Linked DNA regions of Mus musculus: region 2 is linked to region 1. The links are chromatin loops, found by intact Hi-C in ENCODE. Cell type or tissue: gastrocnemius. All regions are shown on one strand. Each heading gives the region's core, and the rest is flanking DNA. Links, peaks and the distances in the headings are about the cores only.

Region 1 (6,052 bases), core at 600-5,599:
TTGCTTTTGTTTTTATTTTGTTCTGTTCTGTTCTGAAAAGGTCTCATTATGTAACTCTGGCCGGCCTGGAAATCGATAGGTAGAGCAGGCTAGACTTGAACTTACACAGATCCTCATATCTCTTGAGCACCAGGATTACAGATATGTGTCACCATGCCCAGTGCATTGTATATGTCTAAGTTCATGTGTGTACATGCCTGTGGATATACCTGTGTGTGTGTGTGTGTGTGTGTGTGTGTGTGTGTGTGTATGTGTGTGTGTGTGTGTGTGTGTGTGAATATGTGGAAACCAGAGGTCAATGTTGGGTCTCTTTCTCAATTAGTTGCCCCATGCCCAAGGCTTTTTGAGAGTTTCGTTTGACCTCTGTGATTCCTAACAGAGGACTTGGCACTCCTAGGCCTTGGGTATTTTCTATAACTATGTGTAGATAGAGCTACCTTTCCGTCCTCTAAAAGCCGACAGTACCACTTATGGCCAGTGGAGGGCACTGCCACACAGCTCCTGGTAAGCTTCTAGGTGCTATGGGGGATAATTATAAAGAACATAGGCTCTTCCCACTCTGGGAGTGCTCTCAGTTCTGGAACCAGTAGGGGCTCTCCTCCCTCCCCTAGCGAATCTGTCCTGGCAGCCTGGAGCTGGCATGCCCCGGGCCATATCATCCAGAAGCAAGCACCCGGTGCCTGAGGTCAGAATACCCTGCTTGGTGGCTTGGACACACCCCTTAGCAGCTGATGCCACTAGACAGATCACACCCTGTTCCTGGCTCTGCAACATGACAGCGATCATTTGAGTGCGCTGCTAGCTCCCGGGTTTGCCGCGAGGTCGGAACAGAAGTGTTTTGTAAGTGTAAACGTTAGAGAAATGTAACATACACACACTTTCACTGCTGGGAGGCTAACTGAAGGTGGGTTTGTGGAAGGGATTAAGTTAGCGAGGGAGAAGGAAGATAAAAATAACAAGTGCCTTTCACCAAGTGCTTATTAGGAGCCAAGGCCGAGGAAAGTGATCCGAAAATATTGTCTAATTATAGCCAACACTTACACAGGGCTGACCTTGGGCCAGGAGCTGTTTAAGTGCCTCATGCATACAAACTGCTCAGATCCTCGTGACTCAGGGGAGAAGGTGAGGCATGAAGTAGTTGGTTTGTAGACCGGCTCATGCGAACGGGGCTGGCATTCAAACCACAGCGATTTGTCCCCTGTCATGGTCTCTGAAGTCACGACCACACCTCAAAGAAGATATTCTTGCATTTCCTTATAGTAAAGCCACTGGAAACACACCATGAAGGTGTATTTGAGTCCAGACTACCCACTGGAGAATGGAGAGCAGTGGGAACTGGCACAGGGTTCCCCCACCCCACCCCCCACCCCCGCCCAGGAACAGGGCAGATTCGAGCAAAGGCAGAGCTTGGGGGAGAGGGATTAATGCGTGGGAAGGGAGGATGGCCTATCTTCTGGATCCAGAAGGAGGAAGCAGGCTGACAGGCTGTGTCGCTCTCCTCAGTGATGGATTCCCTTTTTCCCTTCCAAGCCTCGGGGCTCCTCCTCCTCCGCTCTGAGGTGCTACTCTGACTGGAGAAGGTGAGAACAACCCCAACCCTGCCACAAGCTTCCCTCAAACCATCTCCTAGCTTCTAGCCTGTTATACAACCTGCGCTCTGTCCACACTCGGAAATAACCATGGCTCAGCAGAATGGACTTGGGGGCATGATGAATGGTCCTTAGGACGATCAGCTGACGGCCAGCTGCTCCTGAAGTGACCTGAGTGCCTGCCATAGCTCAGGTTCCCCAGCCCTTCCTGGGAAGTGGCCCTGCCTGGTCTACAGGAAAAGTCTTAACGCGGCTCTGTGTTTGGGCATCATGATAATCATGATTTTGATGAGTATGACCACCCATTTCTGTATCTCTTAATATCTGTCAAGCCTGGGGATGCACGCTTGTAATCCCAGTTACTCGTGGAGCTGAGGCAGGGGGATTGGAAATTCAAGACTTGCCTGGGCTACAGGGTGAGTTCTATACTGGTCTCCAGATCTTGTATAAACTCTGTTTCAAAGTGAAAAATAAAAAGACTGTGGCTAACGCTTAGTGGTAGAGTGTTGGCCTACAATGTGAGAGGCCCAGGTTCCATTCCCAAAGCCACAGAAAATAAATGAATAAAGGCTGGGGAACAGGGGAGCCTGCAGGGCCCTCTCCCACCTCCCGCACCCTCTCACTCCCGCGCAGTACTCTGCACCTTCCTCGGCAGTTTATGGGTCCTGGATTTTCCGAGTACAGCTCAAGGCCCAGAGGACAGGGGCCCCAAAGGTAACCCAGGTTCTCTAAGGGGAACCACCACGCTGCCTGCACAGGGAAGGACTTAGTCTCCTCTGGCACCCTCTGCCTGCCTGACTCTCCTCTGTGGGGCCTGTCAGCAGTAACCAGAGCTGGCTCGGTGGCTGAGAGCAGTAGGAACACCCGTTTCTTGGCAACCGGGGACAGCATACAAGATCCAGTTAATCACCTGTGCCAGCAGGTCAGTCCTCCCACAGCCTCCAGAGCGGCCCCTGATGGCCAGAGGCATGAATCGTTTCTACCCCAGCACACCTAAGGTTCTAGCGGGAGCTAGAGGCTCTTTTCCCTTGTTTCCTGTTTCCTCAATAAACAAACAAACAAACAAACAAATAAATAAATAAATAAATAAATAAATAAAATATATAATTGGTGCTTATTTTGTATGATATATAAAATATAATTAATATATAATATACAAAATATATTGTGTGATATATGTGTGTGGATACACACACACACACACACACACACACACACACACATATATATGTATGTATTCCATCTGTGTATGTGTGTATGTGTGCTGAGCCTTGCATACCAATGTGTTTATATGTTTTGTTCTTCAAGACAGGGTTTCTCTGTGTTACCCTGGCTGTCCTGGAACTCTGTTGACCAGGTTGACCTCAAACTCACAAAGATCTGCCTATTTCTGCCTCCTGCGTGCCGGGGATTAAAGGCATGTCCCACCACCATTGGGGCTTTCTTTCAAGTTTTAATTTGTGTGTGTGTGTGTGTGTGTGTGTGTGTGTGTGTGTGTGTTTGCCTGAGGTGGTGGGTAGTTTTTAATGTCAATTTGACACAGGCTAGCATCATTTTGGAAGGAGGAACCTCAACTGAGAAAATGCCCCCACCAGATTGGTCTATATGCTTGTGGTCTGTCTCTGTCTTCTTAATTAGGGATTGATGTGGGAGGCCAGGGTTTTGTGGGTAATATTATCCTTGGGCTGGTGGTCCTGGGTGTTATAAAAAAGCATGCAGAGCAAGCCATGAGGAGCAGCCAGTAAGCAGAACTTCTTCATGGCGTCCTCATCAGTGTTTTATCACAGCAAGAGAAACTCCAAGACAGTTTGAATGTGTGGGCATGCAACGTATGCAGAGGCTAGGATTTGAAACTAGTAGCCAGCTCTTATGACTGAGCCATCCCTCCAGCCAGCCAGAGCTCTTGCTTTTTTGATTCTTTTTAAAAGATTTTATTTTATATCTATGACTACACTGTCACTGTCTTCAGACACACCAGAAGAGGGCATCATATCTCATTACTGGTGGTTGTGAGCCACCATGTGGCTGCTGGGAATTGAACTCAGGACCTCTGGAAGAACAGTCAGCACTCTTAACCACTGAGCCATCTCTCCAGCCCAAGGTTTTGTTTTTATAACATGTTGAAATCCATTACGCAAAATTACAATTATTTATTTATTTTTTGGCCCCAACTCTGTAGTAAGATGTGGAAGTCAGAAGAAACCACTTCAGCTTCCTCTCTGGGAGGCAACAGCAGCCACAGTGTGCCTGTGAGGCCACAGGGCCCCAGATGGGAACTCTGTCTTGTTTCTTCTCAGCATGTGACAGCTTCTTGGGGTCACAGTTTCCTAAATACCAAAGCAGTGCTTACCTTACAGGGCCGGTGAAAGAAGAGACAAAGCTAAGGAAAGCTTAAGCACAGAGCCTGGCCCAAGGCCCTGCACGATGGATGCAGCAGGGTCTCCTCTCTGGCAGGTCCTCCACCACACCCCTCTCTAGCCACGTATTTTAGTCTGCTGCTTTAAGGAGCCATGCTCTGGCCCAGATCTGACTTTCCCATGTACCATTTCTTCTGTTTGGAATCTCTCCCCTCTGTTTAAAAACTGCTTCATGCTGGACATGGTAGTGCACACCTTTAATCCTAGCACCCAGGAGGCAGAGGGAGGCAGATCTCTGTGAATTTGAGGCTAGTCTGGTCTACAGAGTGAGTTCCAAGACAGCCAGGGCTACATAGCGATATTCTGTTTCAAAAACAAAAGCAAAACACTGTTTCATTAGCGGGACACTGTTGTATCCCTCTCTAAATTACAACCTCCAGTTAAATGTACATGGATCCATAGAGAGCCCAGGCATAGCAAAAGCATACAGGGAACTGAGCTCACTTTCATCTTGAATGGGGCATTCATTCCACATGGAGTTCCCGGTCCTTCAGACTCACATTGACATGTAAGCTGGACTTCTCTGGGCCTCCTTTGCATAAAGCAGATTATGGGCATCTCTGCTCCCCACTTTCCTGAGATACGTCTCTACACCTCTATACTCCACTGAGTGATCTTTCTTATGCATCTTGGATACTCCAGGACTCCCCAGAATGCCAGCATCCAAGGAATTCAAGTTCTTTGTGCAGAACGCTTATAATCTTCACATATAAGTTGCACATATTATTCACTATAATTACTTATTTAAGTTTTAAGATAGTCTTACTTTGCCGGTGGTGGTGACACACGCCTTTAATCCCAGCACTCGGGATGCAGAGGTAGGTGGATTTCTGAGTTCGAGGCCAGCCTGGTCTACAAAGTGAGTTCCAGGACAGCCAGGGCTACACAGAGAAACCCTGCCTCAAAAAAATTAAAAAAAAAAAGAAAAAGTCTTACTTTATAGCTCAGGCTGGCCTCAAATTCAAGATTCTCTTAATCCTAGCCTCTTGAGTGCTGGGATTATAAATACAAGACACCATACCTGGCTCTGCTCTACACTGTAAAGCTCTGCACTAGGGATAGTGTTTAGTGTGGTGAATGTTATGTGTGTTATTATAACGCTGAATTATTTAGGCAATAGTGACAAGAACAAAACCTAGATAAGTCCAGTGCAGATGTAGTTTTGTCTTGTTTTCCTGAAACATTAGAACCCACCCCTGAAAATGACATTTATTTCTGGAGAAGCCTGGTCAAGACACCAAAAGCTCCCTGAGCTCTGACTACCTCCTGGGTAGCTTGGTTCTCCCTGGCACCTTCTCCTGGGGTTTGACCTGAGCCATCTGGGAAGCATGGTTCAGCAACCTCTCTATCTTTTTTTTTTTTTTTCTTTCTCCCCTCCTACCTCCAAGTGGTCTTATTTTTTGTTATACTTTAAAAAACAAACAAACAAACAAACCCCAAACAAACAAATCCAAACCTTAAACATCTACTTATTTTATGTCTGTAAATTTTTGCCTCTGTGTATGTATGTGCACCCCGTGCATGCCGGGTACCCACTGAGGTTAGAAGAGGGCGTTGGAACCCCTAGACTGGAGTTAATGACGGTCGTGAGGACCCAAATCTGGGTCCTCTTAGAGCAGCTGGAGCTCTGGACAGCCGAACCATTTCTGCAGCCCTTCTGTTTTGCTTTTATTCGGGGCAGGGCTTCTTGTAGCTCAGGCTGGCCAACTCCCAAATGCTGAGATTACAGGCCTGGGCTACCACGCCCAGCAATTAACTTCATTTTTGCACCATTGCTTGTGTGGGTCTAACGGAAAAGGGCCTAAGAATTGAGGACATTCACCTTTAATCGCACTCCGTGCCCCTCGGGACTGTCTGGAACAGATTTGGATGCCAAGTCTCCAAGCCAGCCGCGCTACGAGTTTCCACACACCCCCACCCACCTCCTGCCTGGGCCAGGCCACCCCCACCCGGGCAATGACGTCTATTTGCATGCACCAGCGCCAAAGGAAGCGTTGGCTCAACGACGATTTGCATGCTCTCACGCTATTGGCTGCGAGGGCGGCG
Region 2 (6,052 bases), core at 424-5,423, 60 kb after region 1:
CAGGCTGGCTCAAACTCTGCCATCTCCCCAGGGCTGGAATCAAAGGCACTTTCACCATACATGTCAGCTTACTTTGTATAAGACTTCCTTCTCACGTGTGAGTGCACCCATATGTGTGCAGGGGTATAGGCCATGAGTGCACATGTGTGTGTACAGATGTGTAGGCCACGTGAGTGCACATAGGTGTGTGCAGGTCTGTAGACCACAAGTCAACTTTGGGAATCTTCCTCTATCAATCTCTAACTTATTTTTTGTGGTAGTCTTCCACTAAACTTAGATCTTTTCATTTTGTCTGTACTGGTTACCATGGAGCCCTGGGGAACTGGCTGTTTCTGAGTCCCCTCCACCAGAACTTTGCTATACTTTATCATCATCATCATCATCATCATCATCATCATCATCATCATTTTAAACAGGATCATTCCAGATATCTCTGGCTGGTCTAGAACTTGCTATGGATACCTGGTTGACCTTGAACTCACAGAGATCCATCTGCCTTTGCCTCTCTACTGTTATGATTAAAGGCATATGTCATCATGCTCAAAAACTTTTAAAAATTACAACTTACTTTTTATTTATTGTGTGTGCACCTGTTTGTGCATGTGTATTGTGGGCACATACATATATGTGTGTTGTGTGCACATGTGTGCATGCATATATGTGTGTTGTGTACATGTGTGTGCACATGTGTGCATGCATATATGTGTATTGTGTACATGTGTGTGCACATGTGTGCATGCATATATGTGTGTTGTGTACATGTGTGTGCACATGTGTGCATGCATATATGTGTGTTGTGTACATGTGTGTGCACATGTGTGCATGTGTGTGTGTGTGCATGCCATAGCTTATGTGTGGCTGTCAGAGGATGACTCTGAGGAGTCCGTTCACTCTTTCCACCATGTCAATCTTGGGTGTGGAACTCAGGTCACAGTCTTGGTGGAAGGTACCTTTGCATGTGGACTCTGGAGATGTGATCTCTGGTCTTCATGCATATACAGCAAAGCACTTTACCCACTGAGCTATTTACCCAGCCCCTGTGGGACATAGGACATCACTCTGTGTTGTGTGAATCTCTGCCATGCACCTGTCTCCCCTAGGCCAAACCAACCCTGGAACATTCCTCCCATGCTATGGGGGCCCAATGCAGCTGTGGTTCATGGGCCCTGTGGGATGGCTGAGCTGTGGATCATGCTCTGTGCCTGCCCCTCTTCTGTCTGACAGATATGTCCCCATGCAGAACCCGTCCCTCACGGGGAGCCCATGGTCACCCGTCTGTTCAGGTGCTCATGTAAGCATTTTATTATTTATTTAGTGTGTGCATGTGTGTGTATATACCCTGTGTATATACCCTGTGGCACACTTAAGGAAGTCAGAAGACCACTTATAGGAATTGGTTCTCTCCTTCCACCTGTAGGTCCCAGGGACTGAACTCAGGTCGTCAGACTTGGTGGCAAGTGTGTTTGCCCACCGAGTCATTCCACTGGCCCATCATCCAACCACTTCCATGAAGGCCTCCTGACCTATGACCTCTACTTCTGCCCTGTCCTTTAGTCCCTACCAGTTTAGATGTAGTGATCCATAGCCTCCGTCACTCTTGTCCCTATCCTAATGCCATTCCTCCCACAGACACAGTCCAGACAAACTCCATCTCCAGGTGACTGTGGTAGTAGTCTACCCTTTGACTTGGAGCTGGGTAGCCTCAAATAATAGCACACCTCTGCTGACTGGCATTGCTAAGACTGGTTACCAGGTACCTGAACCCTCAGCTCTGCTCCACTCTTCCAGAAGGTTCTTCCCCCTCACCTTGCCCTTCGAGCCTCCCTGTCTCAGACCTTGTGCTCCTGACATCCTCCTTCATCCTGTGTCTTCCGTTGCTCCTCATTGGCTCTACTGTCCCAACACTCAGGTTTCTTCTGCCTTAAAATAGCCTTTCTGCACCCCCACTGCCTGCTCTAGTTACTCTCCTGCAGCCAAGCCTCTCAGATTGGACCCCACTCCCCACCCCCATTCTCTGGGCTTCCAACTGGTTCTAGGACGTTTCCAGCCTGGCCTTATCCTCTCCTCCATTGGTCACTTCTCAGTCCTTATGTTGGCTGCTCTTCTGGCCTTACCCATACTCCTCATGGCATCTACTTGTCCTCTACTAACATTTCTGAGGAGACTAGAGACCATGGGCTTTAGGATAACACTGGGAGTCCCATGTGTCTGCTTCTTTCCATGTTACCTAAGTTCTTCCCCTTTTCAGCAAACAGGGTGAAGCCGGCATGGTAGCACACTCCTTTCATCCCAGCACTCAGGAGGCAGAGGCAGGTGGACCTCTGTAAGTTCAAGGCCAGCCTTGTCTACAAAGCAAGTCCAGAAAAGCCAGGGCTACAGAGAGAAACCCTGTCTCAAAAACTCGAAACCGATCAACCAACCAACCAAAAAGGACAGGGCATCAGTAGACACTTGGGGACTGTTTTAGTTACTTTCCTATTACGGTGAAGAGATACTTTGACCAAGGCAACTTATAAAAGAAGGTATTTAACTAGGGGATTCTTAGTTTCAGAGGGTGAGTCCATGACCATCATGGTGGGGAGCATGGTGGCAGACAAGCAGGCACGACACTGGAGCAGTAGCTGAGAGCTTACATGTGATCCACAACCATGAGGCAGAGAGAGGGAGAGAGAGAGAGAGAGAGAGAGAGAGAGAGAGAGAGAGAGAGAGAGAGAGAGAGAGGGAGAGAGGGAGGGAGGGGGAGGGGGAGGGGGAGGGGAAGGGGAGGGGGAGGAGAGAGAGGGAGAAGGAGGAGAGGGAGAGGGAGAGGGAGAGGGAGAGGGAGAGGGAGAGGGAGAGGGAGAGGGAGAGGGAGAGGGAGAGGGAGAGGGAGAGGGAGAGGGAGAGCGCCAGCTGGAATGGCATAAGCCTTTGCAATCTCAAGGAACACGCCCAAATAACACCTCTTCCAACTAGGCCACACCTAATCCTTCCCAAACAGTTCCACCAACTAGGGACCAAGTATTCAACATATGAGCCTGTGGGAGCTATCCTCATTCAAACCACCAGAGTGACACTGAGGGGGTGGGAGGATGTTCACAACTGTGGTTGGGCACTTGTCTCATGCATTGTCTGGGTGTCTGATACCTTGTTTGCTTCCCACCTGCCTTTCCCTCTCTGTGATTGGCCTGCATCTCTTCCTGTCACTAGGAGCTTCCCGCCCAGTGCCTCTGGGTTCTGTCCTGCCCTCCTCCTAGCAGATCCCTTCTTGTGCTCCCTCTCCTGGCACTGGATTGGCTCTCACTATGATGGAGTCAGTCCAGCTTCATCTGAACCCTGAAACCTGCCTTGCAGAGCCTTTTGGAATGGCTGCTTGGGGAGCCCTAGTATTAGAGAGTAGAGCTCCCTGCCTTAAGAATCCTAAGTTTTGGTAAGGGGACATCACATGGACCTATAAAAAGAGACAGGAGGTATTTATAGATGGTGACTGTACCATGATAGGGGTGGCATCAGTGAAGGTGGTCAGGGAAAGCCTCTGTGGGAGGTGACATTTTAGCTGAGACCTGACCCGTGGGGAGACCTAGCCAGGACGTGATGTTCCCATCAGAGAGAGAGAGGGTGAAAAGGTCCACGCTAGGAATGAATCTGTCATGTCTGAGGAGTAGGAAAGAGGCCAGTGTGGCAGAGATTTACTGAACAAGAGGGGCAGGAGAGGACATGGGTTGGGGCAGGCAGGAAGGTGCTTGCTTCTGAGTACACTCCACCCCAAACTCTGTCCTTGCACGCTCTGGCTGCCCAGGAGCACTGCCTTCTTATGCTTCAGTTTCTGTCCTTGGCCTTCCTCCCTCAGGCATCTCCTCAGAGGTCCTTCCTCTGAGGTCCTTTCCACCTGATAGAGTTTTGTTCTGTCTCCTATATCACTGGCCTTGCCTCTTACCCAGCCCACAAGTCCACTGGGGCTTCTGGGTTCATCACTCTACTGATGTTGTCTCAGTCAGGGTTTCTATTCCTGCACAAACTCACGACCACGAAGCAAGTAGGGAGGAAAGGTGTTGCGGGAAGTATTTTTAAAAGTTCCCGTGCTCTGGGTAGTGGTGGTGCATGCCTTCAATCCCAGCACTTGGGAGGCAGAGGCAGGCAGATTTCTGAGTTTGAGGCCAGCCTGGTCTACAGAGTGAGTTCCAGGACAGCCAGGGCTACACAGAGAGACCCTGTCTCAACAAACAAAAAGTTCCCATGCTAGAGCTGGCACCAGCAGGCCATAGAGCTCCAGCTGGGTGATCTCAACTTGGCCGTCTCTCTGTACTGGAGCTCCCAAGTCCCTTGGTGGATCCCATGCAGGCGGCCGTCCACCCCAGGGTCAGCCAACACAACACCCATTTACCTGGTAGAACCAAAACCCTTAAAGCGTATAATTAACCAATCAGATTTATGTATCAATAAAGTCTCAATTTACAAGATGCCAATACAGTAATTTCAGAACCAATTGATAATGATAAAAGCTTTATCCCAATTATTCTAACTTTATGATGTCACAAATACTTGTGGTTGGTAAAGCCACCCTGGTTCATGTCTGCCGCCATCTTCCTTTTTCTCTCTCTGCTATGCTCTGTGTCTCTTCGCTCTCTGTCTCTGCCACTCTTAGCTCCTTCCCTGTCCAATCACAGGCCTCCTGCTGCCCTAATGTAATTGGACAGGGAAAATCCTGCAACAGAAAGGATTTATTCAGGTTACACTTCCACATTGCTGTGCATCACCAAAGGGAATCTGGACTGAAACTCAAGCAGGCCAGGAAGCAGGAGCTGATGCAGAGGCCATGGAGGGATGTTCCTTACTAGCTTGCCTCACCTGCCTTGCTCAGCTTGCTTGCTTATAGAACCCAGGACACCAGCCCAGGGATGGCACCACTTACAATGGGTTCTCCCCCCTTTATCACTAATTGAGAAAATGCCCCACAGCTGGATTTCATGGAGGCATTTCCTCAAGGGAGGCTCCTTTCTCTGTGATAACTCCAGATGTGTCAGGTTAACACACAGAACCAGTCAGTGCAGATGTTGTGGTGCCTTTTATTTTACCTTTTTTTCAACTATATATTTTTTCTTTTCTTTTTTTTAATTTTTAATATGTGTTTTATTATGTATTTTCCTCAATTACATTTCCAATGCTATCCCAAAAGTCCCCCATACCCTCCCCCCCCCCACTTCCCTACCCACCCATTCCCATTTTTTTGGCCCTGGCATTCCCCTGTACTGGGGCATATAAAGTTTGCTTGTCCAATGGGCCTCTCTTTCTAGTGATGGCCGACTAGGCCATCTTTTGATACATATGCAGCTAGAGTCAAGAGCTCTGGGGTACTGGTTAGTTCATAGTGTTGTTCCACCTATAGGGTTGCAGATCCCTGTAGCTCCTTGGGTACTTTCTCTAGCTCCTCCACTGGGAGCCCTATGATCCATCCAATAACTGACTATGAGGATCCACTTCTGTTCAACTATATATTTATATCTTACATATATGAATGCTTTGCATGTACTTATGCATACCATGTGCATGCAGTGCCGGTGGGAGCCAGAAGAGGGGTCAAGAGCCCTTGGAACTATAGTTAGATGGATGGTTGTGGGCTGCCTGATGTGGGTGCTGAGAACTGAACCCAGGCCTCTGTAAGACAGCAAGTGCACTTAACCGCTGATGCACCTCTCCAGCCCCCATCAAGGTGTTATTAAAAGAGGCACCGTGTCAGGCCATTTCCTGTGTAACCTGCCCCTGGACCCAGCGAAGCTACTCATCCCCAGAGTTTAAAATCTTCAGATCTTCCTGCAGTCCCTGAGTTGTGGCTTTCCTGGATATCTGCTCCTCCTGAATTTTCATCCCCCCCCCCTCGAACCCTCTATGTCCTGTTGGCCTTTGAGAATGTTGTTCCCACCCCAACTGCCCTTGTGCAACTGGCTCATGTCTCATCTCACCCTTCAGGTCTGGGATGCCCCTTTCTTTCTGATAACCTCCCAGACAACTGGGAACTCTGTCAGGCATCCCTTGGTGGGGTCCTTGAGTCTTCCCTTCATATGTCTAGTTACAC

Evidence for each region. Hi-C counts contacts between places; a loop is a spot of excess contacts. Peaks named below come from ENCODE experiments on the same cell type or tissue, not always from the same donor. Only the 100,000 strongest peaks of a DNase experiment are listed, where the experiment ranks them.
Region 2: a loop joins it to region 1, with 9 times the contacts of the local background. A loop is called at or near these places in 18 of 42 quality-filtered maps.

The regions. Positions count from the first base shown.
Region 1 is chr15:101,240,383-101,246,434 of GRCm38, forward strand. No RefSeq gene overlaps it. Among named protein-coding and RNA genes, the nearest start is that of A330009N23Rik, 18 kb to the left of the region's middle. In gastrocnemius, for the core only: a CTCF peak has its summit at 2,545; a DNase peak (open chromatin) is centred at 2,484; H3K4me3 peaks cover 2,010 bases; H3K27ac peaks cover 4,656 bases.
Region 2 is chr15:101,300,429-101,306,480 of GRCm38, forward strand. No RefSeq gene overlaps it. Among named protein-coding and RNA genes, the nearest start is that of Gm41403, 4.8 kb to the left of the region's middle. In gastrocnemius, for the core only: no CTCF peak of the experiment used is centred there; no DNase peak of the experiment used is centred there; H3K27ac peaks cover 4,241 bases.